2 separate regions of the Mus musculus genome follow, and region 1 is linked to region 2. A link is a loop called in an ENCODE intact Hi-C map of the cell type or tissue named here. Cell type or tissue: left cerebral cortex. All regions are shown on one strand. Each heading gives the region's core, and the rest is flanking DNA. Links, peaks and the distances in the headings are about the cores only.

What was found. Hi-C counts contacts between places; a loop is a spot of excess contacts. Peaks named below come from ENCODE experiments on the same cell type or tissue, not always from the same donor. Only the 100,000 strongest peaks of a DNase experiment are listed, where the experiment ranks them.
Region 1: a loop joins it to region 2, with 3 times the contacts of the local background. A loop is called at or near these places in 11 of 42 quality-filtered maps.

What each region holds. Positions count from the first base shown.
Region 1 is chr3:129,684,871-129,690,254 of GRCm38, forward strand. Egf (epidermal growth factor) reads right to left here. Exons shown (of 24, transcript NM_010113.4): 21 at 1,315-1,482. Among named protein-coding and RNA genes, the nearest start is that of 6330410L21Rik, 66 kb to the right of the region's middle. In left cerebral cortex, for the core only: a CTCF peak has its summit at 2,302 (motif pointing left); a DNase peak (open chromatin) is centred at 2,302.
Region 2 is chr3:129,517,757-129,523,140 of GRCm38, forward strand. No RefSeq gene overlaps it. Among named protein-coding and RNA genes, the nearest start is that of Elovl6, 12 kb to the right of the region's middle. In left cerebral cortex, for the core only: a CTCF peak has its summit at 2,917 (motif pointing right); a DNase peak (open chromatin) is centred at 2,934.

The DNA of each region.
Region 1 (5,384 bases), core at 293-5,292, 170 kb after region 2:
TACATCTATCTTTCCAGGGGAACAAGCCGCCGATGACTTAAAGTTCTTTTTACGAATATACAGAATCCAAACAATAGGCTAAAAAGTGCAGTGATGGGCCACCCAATTAGAAGTTCAAGAGTTTCCCTGGGGATCTTGTCTCCCAGAAGTGATGGAGGTTTTTAAATATATACGCCTCTTATTAGGAAGATTATTATTCATATAAAACAACAGCAGTGTTTGTTATACCCACTACACCAGGCCTATGGTAAACTCCACACACTAACTCAGCCTCACAACAACTCTTGTAAGAAGCATTATCATCCCATACCTCATAACAAAGAAAACCAATGCCCACAGATGAGAAGGCGCGCCAGGGGGCTTAGGTGCTAACTTGGATCGGAGCTATACAAGCTGCTTCCAGAGCCAATGCTGTTTACTGCTAAGTGTGCTATATAGCAGGGTCTTTGGGGAGAGCACCTGGCTGATTATGCTCAACTTTGCAGGATATGAAACAGTTGTAACTTGAGTGCTTGCTCAGCTTTGGTAAATGTGGTTGGATATTTACCTTGTGATGGCAGTAGGTACCTTCCATAGCACCAGAACGCTGACACCTGGTAGCTAGGTGGGCCACTGGACAGTTTTATAAAGCCCCTTCAGCAGGAGTCTTGTGATTCCATGATTTTTGTTTTTAACAGCACAGACTATTATAACACTTCCTAAGCTGTTTCGACCGATGACAGTGTGACATCATCATTTTAAAGGAAAGGAACAGGAGCCCTGAGACGCCTGCTCCCCGACGCTAAGGTAGTGCTTTTACATAAAATGTACGCTACCGTCTCACGGTTTGAAAACCCCTAACTTTAAATTACTGAAAACAAAACCCAATGACCAGAATTTCTTTCCAAGTTAGAGAAGATCATGATTTCTCTCTAGCAATAAGTAGGTATTGTGGGTAATTATCAGCAGGCAACCATGAAAAATGATAGTTATGCCGGTTGATGTGGGCATGCGATGCTAAAAGAAGAGTCTGGACTGCAGTAGTGCATTGTGGGAGATAAGCACATCTGATGTGAGGATGCAGCACACGTGCAAGGTCCTGGGCTCAGTCCTCAGCATCACCAAAACGGAGGACCACAGATCTTACACATGTGTAATGACTGGAAAGGAAAAGTAGGAACACTGATGTTTTTGTACAGCCAAGTCCAGGCTTGTGAAAAGAGCTCACTCCTCCTTTTAAATGCAGTATTTTGCTCAAGTTCATCCCAAGGAAGTATGCATTTCCTGGGGGAGCTTAGAGAAAGGCTGTCAAGTTTCATGGTAAAGAAGAGTTACCTGTAGTAGTAAGTCCCCCACATCCCCAAGACGAGCAGCAGGACCAGTGCCACCATGCAGACAGCCACCACCATGATGTCATGCTTCTGCCCGTAGCCAGCATGACGCAGTTCCCACCATCGTAGGTCTCGAGTCTGGCATCGATCCCCAGAATAGCCAATAACACAGCTGTCAAGGATACAGGAACAGAGGTCAAGCAGAGGCCCCCAGTGCCCGATTCTTACAAACTCAATGTGCATTGTCTCTAACCCTGTGCCTTTCCAGATGCAGCTTTGTGAGCCTGTGATGTCAGCTGACAGTACAGATTTACCATCAACACTCACAATATTACCACTCACGGGCTTTCCCCTTTTCTCAGCCGGCCTTTGGGACGACGGGAGCTATCCGATGACAGATGAACTCTGGGGCTAAGGTCCCACGGAGGCTCCCTTTCTTTTTTTTTTTTTTTTTTGGTTTTTTTCGAGACAGGGTTTCTCTGTGTAGCCCTGGCTGTCCTGGAACTCACTCTGTAGACCAGGCTGGTCTCGAACTCAGAAATCCGCCTGCCTCTGCCTCCCAAGTGCTGGGATTAAAGGCGGAGGCTCCCTTTCTAAACCAACACAAACCAGGAGACACCTGGAGACAGGTGTCTGGCCAGACCGCAGCAGTCCCAGGTCAGAGGAGAGAACTAGGAAACAGCGACCCTTGTGGAGCCCCAGGCTGTAATAGAAGCACACACACAGGCCCGGCACTGGAAGCAGGGCCTTGGCTAAGGAGGGGCTGTTTGCTTCTGTAAAACTCACCACTAGCCAGAGAGAAAATGTGGAAAAAACAAAACAAAACAAACAATAACAACAAAAACCAACCAGAGACATAAAAGGTGGGGAGCTCTCCTGAAGGCAAAGGGCCATTTGCCTATAAATTCCTCACTGTCCAATGAGCTGGTTACTCTAATTATCAGACACCAGTTTGCTAGCAATGCTCAAAAAGTAAGCGAAGCAATGCTGCCATCTACTGGAAGTGCTTGTTTCTAGAAACTAGATGCTGAGAAACAACTGCATTTTCTTCACACCAAAATTAACTTGGAAAAAAAAAATCCCATTAAAATTCCCTTCTCCTGACTCCACCAACCCATCCACTTCTCCACTTCATTCTAAAAGGACCCGAGGTGGGAAGCATGGAAGAACACTGTTGAACGTTCCAGAAGATCTGGAGTCTCTTCCCTAGTTCTATCCATCGTAAGAAAGTGGAAACTCACTTCCTCCGGAGGAAAGTAAAGGAGCAACACTTATTAGTCACCATGACTGACACCACACTACACATGGTTTTTACTCGCTATTTTTTTAACTTTTTTTTTTAGATGCCCCCTATTATACAGGTAAGGAAACAGACTCAGCATTAAACAATTTGTATGCGGTCACACAGTTAATGACTGGCAGGCCTGACTCGCGTGGTTCTCAGATGTCAAAACATCTATGCGGTCTGCTGCACTGTTGCTTCTCACAGGGCATCCTGCTCTCCTCACCTCTGAGCAGACCATGGAAGAGAGGCAGGAGCTGAGGTGGGGCCTAAAGGCTGCCCAGGCTTCCTGGGGTCTATTTTTAATTCTAGCTCATTTTGGTTATAGCTATTTATTGACAATCCCTAACAGTCATTTGAAAAACAACTGCTGCATGCTAATGGGCTCCACTTGCAAACCCAAGTGATGGGGTCTTGAGCACCGTGCCCAGGGCAGTCAAATGGCCAGTGCTCCTTCAGAGCATGGGGCACGGCCATGAGTCTTTTGGATTATTCAACTTATTAATTAGTTTCGCTAAACCAAACAGAAGGTTCCCTGGATAAATGCATTTGAGTTTCCATGGTCAAACAATATGATGTCACTCTAGACCAAGTAAGGGTAAAGCAGCCTTTTAAGTGAGTTGTGGTCACAAAGCCGCGAGGAGTGGCAGAGCTGAAAGTGTTCTCCAACCTCTCCTGTCCTCAAGAAACCTCACAACCTGCTTGCTGTGGGGGTCGCAGCTTTGACAAAGGCGCATCAGAGGGATGTCTGGCCAAAGCCAAATCAGAAAGAATGAAGACCTCTGAGCTCAAGAGTTAGAATGTCCCAAGAATCCAGACCAGCAAAGTTATAGGGAACCAGTGGGCGTGTGTGGGTGCTTCAGGAGGGTCCCTGATGAACCCGCACTGGCAGGAACCCCCTGAGGTCTGTGGCTGTGGAATTCATAGCCGTGAGGGAGGCTGAAGGGACAAATGGAGGGAAGCTGAAAATTGTTAAACCACATTTTTATCAAATCAATTCAAAATAAAGTAACGCTCCATTGACTGTGGATACCAGCGACTTTAAACACTGCTTTTGGTTAAAGGTCCTTAAATGCGAGGGACGCCTTCAGCTGTAGCCTGTTAATTAAAGACAGGGCCTCCTGTGACCCAGGCTGGCCTTGAGTGGAAAGACCTAGAACTCCTGATTCCCCCACTACTACCTCCTGAGCACTGGGGCTGCAGGTGCTCCTATGTCTCTGCCCAGCTCCAGTTCAGCGTGTTTAAAACACAACGGAAGAAGATGCAGCTGCATAGGGGCATAACAATAAATTCCGGCAGAGTCAGACTGGAGGGAAAACTGCACTATGACAAAATGCAAACCCTTCATACTGCAACAGTAATCTAGGGACCTAAAGCTAACTACCATGAAGGAAATAAGCCATAGACAATCAATGACACATCCCAGTTTTGTAATTTTTGTGTTTGGTATAGTAGGATTAAGTGTGTAGATAAAAACTATTTGATTGCTAACATTAATTAACTATTCATTAAAAGTGAATTATTATCTTATACTTGAAAGCATCTTGAGTTACAAAATCATGGTATGGTAATATAAACTCAAAAGCAGAGTTCTACTAGAATTGAGTCCTTTTTACTAGTATTTCCAAACATCTCCACAATTTTTGTCAAGCTGATGTGATTTTTAATGTAAGACCATACTCAGTCAAAGAATATAGCTTCTTCTTCCTCTAACAACTTACTTTCTTTTCATTATTATTAACAAAAATCACAAAATTGTTTAAGTCCATAACATCCATTCCTGAGGTCCACAGGTCCAGGCATGTGAGACCTACATGTCTGCGCACACCGGCGCAGCCCCTCGCATTGCCTTGAACATGTGAAATTAGTTAACAGTAGGATGTAGCCCTGAATTAAACCCTGCCCACTTGGGTTGAGTGTGGCTATCCGTGTGTAGGTGTGCATGCAGTGCACCTGGAAACCAGAATTTGATACCAGGTGTCTGAGTCCTCTGTTCTCCACCTCTTAAAAGTCCTTGTTTATTTCTTTTTTTTTTAAAGATTTATTTATTTATTATATGTACGTACACTGTAGCTGTCTTCAGACATTCCAGAAGAGGGAGTCAGATCTCATTACAGATGGTTGTGAGGCACCATGTGGTTGCTGGGATTTGAACTCTGGACCTTCAGAAGAGCAGTCGGGTGCTCTTACCCACTGAGCCATCTCACCAGCCCCCTTGTTTATTTCTTTCTGAGTGTAAGTGTATAGATGCCCCAGAGCCTGTGTGCAGGTCAGAGGACAGCATGCACGAGTCTGTCCTCTCCTTCTGCCATGTAGATCTCAGGGACTGAACTTGGGTCCCCAACATGGTGGAAAGAGTATTTATTTGTCCAAGGGGCCTACTGGCCAAACCTTCCACCTCATAATTAGGGTCACAGTCTCTCACTGATCAGCAAGCGCCAGGGATTCTCCTGTCTCCGCCTCTCCGGTGCTGGGGTAAAAGCATTCCCTGCCCGACCTGGGTTTTTATATGGGAGCTAGAGCTCTGAACCCAGGTTCCCTTCCTTTGCTGGAAGCACTTTGCTGACGCTCCCTTCTCCCTAGCCCTGTGTGTAGCTTTTATTATACAGGGAAGGCTTTCATGGTGAGCACCGTGGAGTATCTTAAAGCTCTCGGTCCTCAGAATCATTTCAGGTGAGAGCTTGGCCTGTCACATCACTCAGAGAGCTGAAAGGGGGGCAAACAGCAGCCATGTCTTCCCTCAGCAGCGGTTGCCAAGACAACAGCTATGTCATCCCTCAAAAGTGGGTGCC
Region 2 (5,384 bases), core at 56-5,055:
TTATGTTGACTTCCCTTAGTTTGTCCCAGCTCTGGAAAGCTGATTGACACGGTATGACCCGGTAACAATTACCATCCACTCGATACAGAGAATGTATGTAGCAAACATTTTGCATGTAGTATCGTGCACGTAGAAATACTGTAATAGCTCATCCAATGATGGATCCCATGTACAAGTATGGTCTTGTAAGATTATAATGAAAGCTGAACGTGCTGGCATATGCCCGGAATCCCAGCATTCCATAGGCTAAGGCAAGAGGATTATGAGTTCAAAACTGCCTTGAGCTATGTGAGGTCCTGTCTCAAAATAAATAAATAAATCCAGTATTATAGTGAAGTTCGTGTTATTGCTAACTCTTGACACTAAACCAAACTCTCGAGACTTAGCGAGAATGATAACCTTTCACTCACAGGTTTTTGGATATTTTTGTCTATGAGGGTTTGATCTCATTGCTTTAGGTCTATGGTTGCATCACAGAGCAGATGCTGTTCATCTCATTTCAAGGACATAAAGGGAGGGTGAGGAGGGGCCTAGAATCACGAAGCCACTTTCATGGGCAACAAACACCCTGAGGAATCCAAAGGCTTCCCACAAGGCCATAGCTCTTAAAGGTTCTGCCATGACTCCTGCCCCTGTAAGACCCAACATTTATCCCTGGCAGATGCAGATGTTCAAAATGCATACTGCAGCTGAGAAACCCTGGCCCTCCACCATGGGTAGCCATCCAGCTCAGAGCACACTGTGTTACTCCCAAGTCTGTGGGCACACTGGTGTCAACAGGCCTGCTACCCCGGCAGCCCTGTGCACACGCAGGCCTTTGTAATGAGGGCAGATGACAGTTGCTGGATTATGAATTTATCACATTCTGCTTTCCTTTCCTTTCTTTCTTTCCTAAGAATGTGCTTGTTTATATTTGTGTCTTAGTCTGCTTGCGTGAGTTGATGTGTTCTATGTCCGTTCAAGGTGCCTGAGGCCAGAGGATTTTCTCCCCTGGAACTGAAGTTAAAAGTAGTTGTGATCTGGTGTGGGTGCTGGAAACTGAACCTGGGTCCTCTGCAAGAACTTTGAATGCTCTTAACCACTCACCCATGTCTCCTGCCCCACATACTCTGCTTCTCATAGCTACTTTAGAGTGTACACTTCTGCTTATAAATTTACTGTAAGTATGCCATGCCAGACTCTAGCTTAATTTCAGCTTATATTCTTTTGTTCATTATCCCTTAAGGGCAACAGTCTATCATACATGCATACATACATACATATAATATTTATGAATTCCCTAAAATTCCTTCTGTTATTGATTTCATAACAGTGTAACTAGGAACACTACTTGATGTGACTTCAATCTTCTTGGGTTTGTGAAGTCTTGTTTTCTGTCCCAGTATTGGGTCTGTGTGTAAGAATATTTGATACCTGCTAGAACTCTACAACTGTTGGGGTGAAAAATTCTATGTGTCATTAGATTCATCTGGTCTAAAGTGACGTTGGAATCCAGCATTTCTATGTTCTGTCAAACTGATATAACCACTGTTGGAAGTTCGTTCCTGAAGTCACCTACTGTGTTTGTCTTTCTTGTTTCTGTGATGTTTCTCTGTGTCCTCCATATGTCTTACATGTTCAGGTACTAATCCAGTTTAGGATTGTGTATGTTTGCATGTGTTATATCAAACTGACCAACTGGGTCCCATATCACTAATTAAGGACTGTCTTTTGTCTCTAAGAAATTTTATTTAATCACTAAACTTGTTTACAATCATTTATTCTCTCTCATTTGTGTGTGTGTGTATGTGTGTGTGTGTGCATACACTCTTGTGTCATGGCATGCATATCAAAGGCCATGCATGTCAAAGGCCAGTTTGTAGGATTTGGTTCAACTCAGGGTGCCAAGCTTGGCAGCAAGTTCCTTTATTCACTGTGCCATCTCATCAACCCCTCGAGCACTCTTTGATCCAAAGTCTATTTTATCTCATATTTTATCTCATATAAGCATAACCACTTATACTCTCTTTTTCAAAATGGAATCTCTTCTATCTTTCACTTTCTTATTTATTTTGTGCAGGTGTGCCACAGTGCACAGGTATACATCAAAGGACCATTTGCAGGATTTGGCTCTCTCCTTCCACCATGTGGGTTCTTGGGACAAGCTCAGATCATCGGGCATGGCAGCAGCTGCCTTTACCCATTGAGCCATCTTGTTGACCTCTACCCTTCCTTTTCAATTTACTGTACTATTAACACTAAACTGGGTCTCTTACAAAGTATCCAATTGGATTGTCTTGTCCATAATAAAGTTTTTAAAATCTAACATCTCTGTGTGTATGTGTGTGACAGAGAGAGAGAGAGAGAGAGAGAGAGAGAGAGAGAGAGAAGAGAGACAGAAACAAACAGAGACACAGAGAATGTGAGTGTGGTACATGTGGTATGTGTGCACATGTATGTACAGGTGTGCTTTCCTGTGTGCACACATGAGGAAACTAGGATGGGATGTAGAGTGACCCTACTCCATTACTCTCTCACATCTTCCTTTGTGATTGGGTTTCTAATTGAAGCTTCAGCTAGGCTGGTAGGCAGTAAGCCACAAACAATTCTTTTATGTCTATACCCCACAGCACTGGGAATCTAGGCACCCCTCCCCCCCGGCCCCGCCCCCACACTCAATGCCTGGAATTTTCCATGGATGCTGAGATTACAACTTAGGTTCAGATGCTTTCTAAGCAAGTTCTCTTCCCTGTTGAGCCATTTCTCCAGGCCCCCACATTCAATTCCAGACTTCAACCGTTGAATTCATAACTTTTGAGTAACCTTTATGGTACCTATTGTGACATGTGAGTATAGTTTTACACATTTACACTCTTATTTCCACGAAACATCTAAGGGAGCTTATTGATATGTGCTGTCAGGGATTTGAAGAGTATTGGGGTTCAGCCCCCAGCAGGTGGTGCTCTTGTGGGAAGTTAGGAGATGGGTACCAACTGATACAAACAGTTCACCAAGGGCATACTCGGGAATTTACTTTGGTAGTTCAGGCTGGCCTTGAACTCACAGACATCCATTTGCCTCTGCCTCCTAACTACTGGGATTAAAGGCATGTGCCCCCACTGCCCACCTCCCTTTCTTCTTATCCTCTGTGGCGTGAGAAGCCTCCCCACCACTCATTCCCATCGCCCTGTCACTCTGCACAGGTACAAGGGACCAAGTAGTCATAGATCAAATTCCTTGGAACCATGAGCCAAAAGAATTCTTTCTTCCTGTTGTTTATACCAGGCATTCTGTCACAGTCGTGAAAGCAAACTCATTCAATCATCTTTTAGGACAGGTTCAGTTGTATCTCTACCAACGTATATTGAAGGGGACTGTGGTAATTAGGGTCCCGTCTCATTGAGAGTTCACTATGCCAATTATAAGCTAGCTTGTACACTAGACACAAAGACGATGCTCCCAATTAATCTATACAGTTTGTGCCACTATCATTCCTAACATGAGTGTGTGAAGTATATATATAGTAACTATAAATAAGGGGTTTGCTTTTGTTTTTTGAGACAGGGTCTTATGTAGCCCAGGTTGGCCTTGAACCTGCTAGGTATACAGGAAGCTACAGGAAGGACCTGGTGCGTCTGAGCCCTTTGCCTCTGTCTCCCTTGTACTCAGATCACAGGCCTGCAGCACCACATCTGGCTATAGTCGATGTTTGGGGCCACACCCTCGGCTTTTTAGATGCTCTGTGTATTAGTTGCTTCTCCGTTGCTGTGATAAACGCTGTGACCTTTATTTATTCTGCCTGCACATATGCCTACAGGCCAGAAGTGGGCACCAGATCTCACTATAGATGGTTGTGAGTCTTCATGTGGTTACTGGGAATTGAACTCAGGTCCTCTGGAAGAGCAGCCAGTGCTTTTAACCTCTGATCCATCTCTCCAGCCTACTGCGACCTCTCTTAAGAAGAAAGAGTTTGAACTGGGCTACCTGGTCTCTGGACTATGCAGCCTCTGGTTCCTGGCCCTCCAGGCAGTGTCAGACTTGGGCTCCCTCTCATGGCTTGAGTCTCAAGTCGGACCAGTCACTGGTTGACCATTCTTCTTTACCCCAGTACACCTTATAGGCAGAATCGATAGACTGAAAGTTTTGTGACTGAGTTGGTGTCCCAGTCCCTCCACTGGAAGCCTTGTCGGGGTTACAGAAGATGGCCAGTTCAGGCTCTCTGTCCCTAGATACACTAGGAGTTTTCTCTGAAGTCAGCTTCATCAACTCTGGAAGTTTCAATCACACTCGTTTCTACCTTGCTCTTCAAATAGCCTCCAAACTCCAGTTGTCTCTCCCAGTACTCTCCTCCCTCCTGTTCCCATTCCCACCTGTCTCCAGTTCACCCATGAAATCGATTATATTTCCCATTCTCAGGGAGATCCATGTATCCCTCGCTTGAGCCCTCCTTGTTACTTAGCCTCTCTGGATCTGTGATTGTCGAATGATTATCCTTTTCAGCTAATATCCACTTATAAGTGAGTACATATTCGCTTTATGGGTCTGAACTACCTCACTCAGGTTGATTTTTTTTTTCTAGTTCCACCCATTTGCCTATAAATTCCATGATGTTCTTCTTCTTGTGTGTGTGTGTTTTTAAGATTTATTTTATTTATTATATATAAGTACACTAGCTGTCTTCAGACACCAAAAGAGGGAATCAGGTCTTGTTACAGATGGTTGTGAGCCACCATGTGGTTGCTGGGATTTGAACTCAGGACCTACGGAAGAGCAGTCAGTGTTCTTAACCGCTAAGCCATCTCTCCAGCCCCCTATTCTTCTTTTTTAACAGTTGAGTTAATACCCCACATCACCCTTCAAAGAGCCACACGTAATAGAAAACATCTTGAGGGTAATTCTAACCAAGAGAGTCAAATGCCTGTAGGACAAGAACTTCAAGTCTTTGAAGAAAGAAATTGAAGAAGATACCAGAAGATGGAAAGATCTTCCATGCTCATGGCTCGGTAGGATTAACATAGTAGAAACAGCCATTTTATACCAGAAGCAATTCATAGGCTCCATGCAATCCCCATAAAATTTCAACATGGTTTTTTACAGACCTTGAAAAAACAATGCTCAACTTTATATGAAAGAAAAAAAGAAAAAAAGAAAAAACCAAGAAACCCAGTTTAGCTAAAACAATCTATACAATAGAAGAACTTCAGGGGGCGGGGGCGGGGAGGGGGCGCTCACCATCCCTGATTTCAAGCTGTACCACAGAGCTATAGTTACAAAAACTTAATAATATTGACATAAAAACAGAAAGGTTTTTATGGAATTTAATGGAATTGAATCAAAAACATAGACATGAGTGCACACACCTATGGATACATGATTTTTGACAAAGAAGCCAGACGTATACAATG